Linked DNA regions of Homo sapiens: region 2 is linked to region 1. A link is a contact called in ENCODE Hi-C data. All regions are on one chromosome and are shown on one strand. The core of a region is the stretch at or near the end of the contact, and the rest is flanking DNA. Distances in the headings are between cores, read along the strand shown.

Region 1 (4,000 bases), core at 437-2,936:
GATAAATGGGCAAAAGCTGCAGGACCAGGTGGATGAGGATCTGTGCAGAGGAAGCAGAGGATAGCAACAGGGTGTCTGATGGATGGGAGCAGAAGAACCCTGACACTGTCAACAGGCACCTCACAGGAAAACTCAGGGAGCCAGCTGAGAATAGCAGCCAAAACTAGAAGGGTCTTTGCACACTTCCATCTATAGGTGGATGCAAGTGATCACAGCCAGGTCCGAAGGGACTGCAGCAGTCTAAGGCTGAAGGGCTCTTGAAACTAGCCAGCCAAAGCCTCCTTCTACTAAGAAAAACTGCTGGGAACAGAACAGCAATGGAGCAGGAAAGGGATAGTGTGGGGTGGGGGACGCAATGGAAAGAGAAGGTCTAGCCCAGATGGATGGGGAAGGAGAGGAATGGGAGGACAGCCCTTGAGCTCAAAAGGTACCAGGCCACACTGTCAAGTACTTAGTGAGATGCCGGAAAAGAGAATCCTGTGGCCTCTGAAAACCTCTCCCGCCCACCCTCCCTGCACAAGTGCACACAACCTAATTTCAAATAAAAAGAAGAACAGAAAAAGGATGGTGGCTGACTCTCATACAAACTTATCTCAAGGGAAAAAAAAAGAACAAAATAAACTGAATAATGACCCTAAAAGCAATGAAAGCACAACAGAAAGACACGCTCATGAAACAGACAAGCTATACTCACCCTAGTATTTCAAAACTAAAAATATCAACTTTCTGTAATGGCAGGAAGGGTGAAGAGGTCACACAAACACTCACAGATAACATTTATAATAACTGTTTTTTGTTTTTTTGAGGTAGGGTCTCACTCTGTCACCCAGGCTGGAATACAGTGGTGCAATCATAGCTCATTGCAGCCTCAACCTCCTGGGATCAGGTGATCCTTCCACCTCAACCTCCCAAGTAGCTGGGACTACACACACTGCCATCACACTCAGCTAAGTTTTTTTTATTTTTAGTAAAGACGGGGTCTCACTATGTTGCCCAGGCTTGTCTCAAACTCCTGGCCTCAGGTGAGACTCATGCCTCATCCTCTCAAAGTGCTGGAATTACAGGTGTGTACCACCATGCCAAGCTAATTAGTGATTTTTTTTTCAATGATCTAAAGGTAGTATTTGCAAAAGCCAGGAAGAGAGTTAAATCTCAAAAACTGTAACTAGAAGGGTTAAGAATTGTGAGTTTGTGGCATCTTGGCTCAAGGCACTGCTCAACTCCCACAGCTATTGCTGCAAAACATGGGGGCAAACAAAAGCCAGTTCCTCACCAACTAAAGGTGCCAGATATCAAAATCTGGAATTGGGGAAGCAGCTAGAAATTTAAAGCACTCTGACAGCACTAGAATATAGAGGTGACACTCAAATTCAGAGCATAAGATGCTGAAATCCCTAGCTGACAGCTGAACTACATACTACATATGTGCTGAGGAAACCACAAGCAGCACGGTGAAAAAGCAGTCAGAAACCAGAAAGCAATATTTTTAAAAAAGAGTAACATGGAGCCAAATCTGTGAATATGATGCTCTTTCCCAACTATGCTCAAGCTAGGGCGGCATAAAGCTTGAAATGTCAGAGTACAGAGCTCAAAGCTGGTGGAGTGCTAGAAACTAGGGGAATCCCCAGAATAAAGACAACCACAGAGAAAAGTCCATCTCTACTCAGATCCTTAGCCAACTTTCAAATTTTGCAGACACAGGGGAGACTCACAGGGTGCCACACTAAAACCACCACCAGTGCAAAGACCTAAGAGCAGAGGAGAGCTACAAGCGGCTGCATATCACAGGAAAAACAAAGTGTGTAGTTTGACCAAGCAGTTTATTAACAGTCTGCTACAATAAAAACACAATAATCCTCAGAAGAACACAAGAGTTCAGACTCACTACAGCATATGTCCAACTTTCCACTAGACAAGAAAAAAATAGGAAATCTTGACCCTCTGCAGGTAAAATGATAGTCAACAGAAACTGATTCCAAGTGAGCCGAAATGTTGGATTTAACAGACTTCAAACATTTATCATAAATATTTCAAAAACGTCTGAAAAACATGCCCAAAGAATTGAAGGAAAATATGGTATCAATAAGTGAACAGATATGGCAATCTCAAGGGAGAAAAATGAAACCAGAAAAACTAAAAGCCTAGATCTGAACAAAACATTTACTAAAATAAATGCATTAGACTGGCTAAGCAACGGATTGATGCTTGGTTCTGCCATCTGCAATGAACCTGAATACAGAATAATCTGAAGAACATAAAGAGAAAGAGATGAATGAAAAATAAGTAGAATTCCCAAAAATGTGACAACAGGAAGCAGTACCTTAATTGGACTCTAGAGAGAGGAAAGGAGGAAAAGACATCTGAAGACACAACAACTGAAATATCTCCCAAAAGCTCAATAAACCTCAAACAGAATAACACAAACAAAACTTCTTCTAGACACACCTTAGTCAAATGGTAGAAAGCCAAGGATAAACAAAATCTTGAAAGCAGCCAGAGAAAATGACGTCATAAACAGGAAAACAACGGCAACAATAACGATAAGAACAAAGACTTCTCCTTAGAAACTTTTAAGTCTGAAGACACTGGGACCACATATTCAAATTACTGAAGAAGGAAAAGGAAGAAAACCAGTCAACCAAGAATTCTAGTATTCAGAAGAAGTTTCCTTTAAAAATGAAGGTAAAATAAGGGCATTTTCAAATAAACTATTTGTCATTGGTAGATCTATAACAAGAAATGCTAAAGAAAGATCTCTAGTCCAAATGGAAACTACACTAGATGGCAACTTAGAGCTACAGGAAGAAATGAAGACAGCCAGAAATGGTAATTATGTGGATATATGTAATATCTTAGTTTTCTATAAAAGATGACAGCATAAAGCAAAAAATACAACACTACTGATGGGTTTACAAAGTATATAAATGCAACAACTGTGACAATAATACTAAGGATAAGTAGTGGAACTGGAAACACATCATTGAAAAAATTATATGTCTTATCCAAAGTGATTCAATATTAAAGAAAAAGCTAAGATGCATATAGCTAGAAAACCAACAGAAGAATTAAAATTAATAAGAAATTTTGGTTAACACAAAATCAGCAAAAGAGGAGGAACAAAAGCAAATAAAATCCCTTCCCTAAGAAAAGCAAAAAATGATAGACCTAATATAACCATATTAATAATTACTTTAAATGTAAATGGATTAATTTCAATTAAAAAGCATGGACTATCCGATTATTTTAAAAAGGCAAGAACTGACTATATTCTGGTTTCTAAAGAACAATTTTAAATATAAAGACAGAAACAAACTAAAAGTAACAGACTGGAAAAAGATATACCAAAGCTAGAATGGATACATTAATGTAAAACAAAGTAGACTTCGAAAAGTATTACTAGAAACAAAAAAGACGTTTCATAGTGATTTTAAAAGGAAAATATAACAATATTATAAATATACATCCATCTAATGACAGCTTCAAAATACGTGAAACAGAAACAGAAACAACCAATGCACAATCGTATTTGGAAATTCTAACATATTTCTCAGTAATTGATAAAATTGGACCAAAAAACAATAAAACAAAGAGATGAGAGATCTTGGCTGGGCGCAATGGCTCATGCTCTGTAATCTCAGCACTTTGGGAGCCGAGCAAGGCAGGCAGATCGCCTAGCTCAGGAGTTCAAGATCAGCCTGGGCATATCATGAAACCCCATCTCTACAAAAACTAGCTGGGTGTGGTGGCACACACCTATAGTCCCAGCTACTTGGGAGGCTGAGGTGAGAGGATCATCTGAGCCTGAGAAGTGGAAGCTATGCTGAGCCATGATCACGCCACTGCACTCCAACCTGGGTGAGTGAGACCTTGCCTAAAAAATAAAAAAATAAAAAAAAAATGGGAGACCTATGTGACCATACCAACTGTAGTTTAGCTGGTATTTATGAAAAGCTCCATCAACAACCAGAGAATTATATAATCTTTTCAAATACACACAGAA
Region 2 (3,719 bases), core at 392-2,891, 530 kb before region 1:
AATAAGACCTACTATTTGATAGCACAATAGGGTGAATATAGTCAGTAACAATTGTACATTTTAAAATAAAGGGTGTAATTGGATTGTTTGTAACTCAAGGATAAATGATTGAGGGGATGCATACCCCATTCTCCATGCTGTGCTTATTTCACATTGCATGCCTGTATCAAAACATCTCATGTACCCCATAAATATAAACACCTACTATGTACCCATAATTTTTAAAATTAAAAATTAAAAATAAATTTTAAAAAATCTGGACTTTTGAAAATAGGTTATCTGACCATAGGTTTATGAGATCCACATATGTAAAGAAAAGTCTTTGGTTTTAGAAACACTTTGAAAAGACTCATAGCTTCTAGTTTATATGGGTATAAAATAAAGTCACCGAGACTTTTAAAATCCATCAGACTGCCATGTCTCTGTTCTTCCAGAAAAAAAGGCTGTCTTATTTTATAACCCTGAAGTGATATATTTAGAACTAAGGTTTTTTTTTTCTCCTTTCTGTTTTTACCAAAAGCCAATCTTACCTTTCAGTTTATTTGTCAGATACTTTTAGTATCTGAAAAATAAAAATAAAACACAATAGGAAAAAATCCAGCTGAGAATTAATGGTTCCACTAGATTTATACCTCTGCAAATTTTCCTATTAAGTCTTAAGAGAGCTCTGTGCTGAAGAAACAGGTCCACTGCTCCTCTGAGTCTGCACTAGAAAGACAGTGGGCAAGTGGGGAGGCACCTCAGATTCAGCACAGGCTTAACAATAAAATCTATTCCTCTCTCTTCCCCTCTATACAAAGCAAAATATCCAACTCAGACGTACAAAAAGAACGGAATTAAAAGCACAGGTATCACTATCTACTACACATATCGTCCTGCTACTTGACAATATGACTAAATTAAAATGAGGCCTATGTTTACATATCAAATGTTAATAATTTTTCACTTTCCAATTGGCTAAATGTTTTATACCTTTTGATTACTGGTCACACAATTTCTCCAAAAACTTAAATCTCCAGTAATAGTGAAAAACTCATTTATGACACTCTTACACACTGAATCATCCAATAAAACTTGATTTCACCAAACAGCAGTGATAAAGTATTACAGAAAACTGATTTACATTACAACTAATTGCTAATTGCTCAATAACATGTTAATATTCACCTAAGAATATTTGTTCCCAAAAAAAGAGCTTGAAACAGTTTCTATCTGAATGATAAGTCTAACTAATCAATTCTACATTTCAATATTGGTAAAAAAACAAATAACATCAATATGTAAGTGCAAGATACCAAGATGAAAAAGAGTCCATCAATATAGTAAGCTTTCAATACTGAAGAAGAAACATCAATATAAAGCGCCTGTACAGTTAACTCTGGGTCCCTCCCTGGCACTTAATTCATTTCTTATTCTCATTTCCCTCTCTGTTTGTTCCTCTTTCAGGCCTGGGCTGCTAAACAGATCACAAAGAATCAGATGGGAGCAGAATTGAAACGGATATGGGCTTTGTAAATACAAGAGTCACTTAAAGCAATGAAAATCCTGAAGTGAGAATACTGATTGGGAAGTAAAAATTCAGACAACACCTTTCTAGAGTACAGTCATACGCTGTCAGGGAACTAATGCTTTCACAGGTCAAATGTCAAGAGATGGTGACACACCTTAGAAGCCAAATTCAGTTTCATCAACTTAAAAGAAACCATCAAACCATCATAGAAACCATCAAAATATCAGATCCCAACCTTAATTTATGGATAGAAAGCTTTGCTTCTCAAAACAGGGCTTGCCTACACATGGAGCTGGGAAGCAGTTGTTCTACACTGCCCCAAGATAAACATGGCTGATATGCCAAGACTACACATTTTGACAGAATAATATTTTTATTCCTGGAGAGATAATATTTTTGGATTGTTTTCCTGATATTAAGTGATTTATAATTATTTTATGTTAAAGACAAATGGGGAAATATTACAGAGGAGAATAAAATCATAATTTTTAAACTAAATCCCCAAAACTATTACATATTTCACAATTTACATCATCATCTTGTATGTATAAGTATACATGCCCATCTTCCACCACACTTGATTTTCAAACAAACATTAGCAAACTGCTGTGCACCTCTTCTTGTCTGGTAAGAATTAATACTCATGACCTTCCACAGCAGTACAGTAGTGCATAGCGATCTACCTCATTCTTTTCAATGGTGCCAAGTATTCCATCATACAAAAGCCCATGTTTACTTAGCTGTTTCCTTACTGATGAACATTTGTTTCCAATATTTTGCTAAAATCAGTAACTCTATAAAGGAAATACTTATGTCTTTTCATACAGAAGCAAGCATTTTTAGAATAAATTTCTGAAAGCTGAATTGCTAGTCAAATGGTTTGTGCGTTTTACATTTTAACAGATAGGGCCAAATGGATCTCCTAAGAGGGAGTGCGCCAGTTAGGACTCCCATCAACAATGTACGAGTGCCATACTCCCTGCACCCTTTGTACCACTGTGATTAAACTATTTTACCGCTACACTGCCAAGTAGTTTTACTACAATAGTTGCTGTACACTAAGTGATAATGCGAGAGGACTTTTAAAAAAAGTCCTACTTTCCAAAATACTGTTGTTTAAATCATCATCATCCCTGACCACAAACATTTTAAATGTATGAAGCCAGAGGGCCACCATATTCATAGGGAAACATAAATACATTTCCAAAAGAGCATATGATTAACAAGAGGACAGGCATCAAGTCCCTTGGAGGTTTAGGAGGAAGAACAGCACATGTAGAGGATGCCAGAGGAGGCATTCCTGGAAGAGGTTGAGGTTCCAACTGGATATTTAATGATGAGTCACACTGGGAGAGCCTGAAGCAAACAGGGATGATGCAGTAGATGGTAGATGATGTACAAAGTGCACAACGGCAGAGCTCAAGTCAATAGAGAATTACATGGTAAATTATAGGTCTAACACCTGGCTAGCGACTGCCCAAAATACAAACAGGCCAGTCAAACAAGAGAATCAAAACAGTGGCCGGAGTACAGTTTTTAAAGTGTAGGAAACTCAATTATACTCAGCCACCACCAATTCAGAAAGACACCTGCCTGCCTCTGCTCAAGGTGAATAAATCCTCAGTGTCCGGCAAGGTAGGAGGTTCCTCAGACATGTCCATACTATCTAAAATATCTACTTAATATGATAGCATTGCTCAAAATAAGTAAGTCAGAAAATAACCACAACTTTCCCACTTCATGTTTTATAATCTAGCTGGTCATTACAGTTCAGTCATTTCAAACTGGAAGAAGCAGCACACTCCAGCAAAATAAAGGAGTTTTGAAAGAAACAGTCCTGGGCTCAAATTCTGACTGCATCTTGACTAGCAAATTCATTCAACCTCTTAAAAAATCACGATGTCCTTATCTGCAAAATGGTCATCAAGGCTACTCAGATGAAATGGGATAGGTATGAAGCTAGAGGGCCATAAGAGACACAAGTCTCTTTCTCCTCCCTGTCCATCTATTTCAAGTAAGACCAAAATAAACAGTATTGCTTAATTATTGACTGTTCCCAAAATCTTTTAGTTTTCTAATTTCACTGCCATAACTCCATTAAAACAGTAAAAAAGTATTTGGTGATGAAAAATGTCAAGGCGATTCAGAAAGCAGAATGGTACACTTTAGAGGTTACCAATGCCAAGACAAAATATTATGGATTAAATTC

Evidence for each region. Hi-C counts contacts between places; a loop is a spot of excess contacts on that map. Pooled maps may share reads with other maps.
Region 2: a map with no recorded cell type shows a loop between it and region 1 (4-fold over the local background). The contact joins two enhancer-like sites. A Hi-C loop is called at or near these places in 2 of 37 single-sample maps with no recorded cell type and 2 of 50 pooled maps.

What each region holds. Positions count from the first base shown.
Region 1 is chr6:4,799,342-4,803,341 of GRCh38, reverse strand. All of the region lies in intron 1 of CDYL (chromodomain Y like), which reads right to left. Among named protein-coding and RNA genes, the nearest start is that of CDYL, 25 kb to the right of the region's middle. RefSeq lists an enhancer at 932-981. Within about 2 kb of position 1,686, at least 4 of the 41 ENCODE cell types and tissues checked have a DNase peak (open chromatin) inside an H3K27ac peak, as active enhancers do.
Region 2 is chr6:5,333,018-5,336,736 of GRCh38, reverse strand. The region is part of intron 1 of FARS2 (phenylalanyl-tRNA synthetase 2, mitochondrial); the gene reads right to left. Among named protein-coding and RNA genes, the nearest start is that of FARS2, 73 kb to the right of the region's middle. Within about 2 kb of position 1,641, at least 2 of the 41 ENCODE cell types and tissues checked have a DNase peak (open chromatin) inside an H3K27ac peak, as active enhancers do.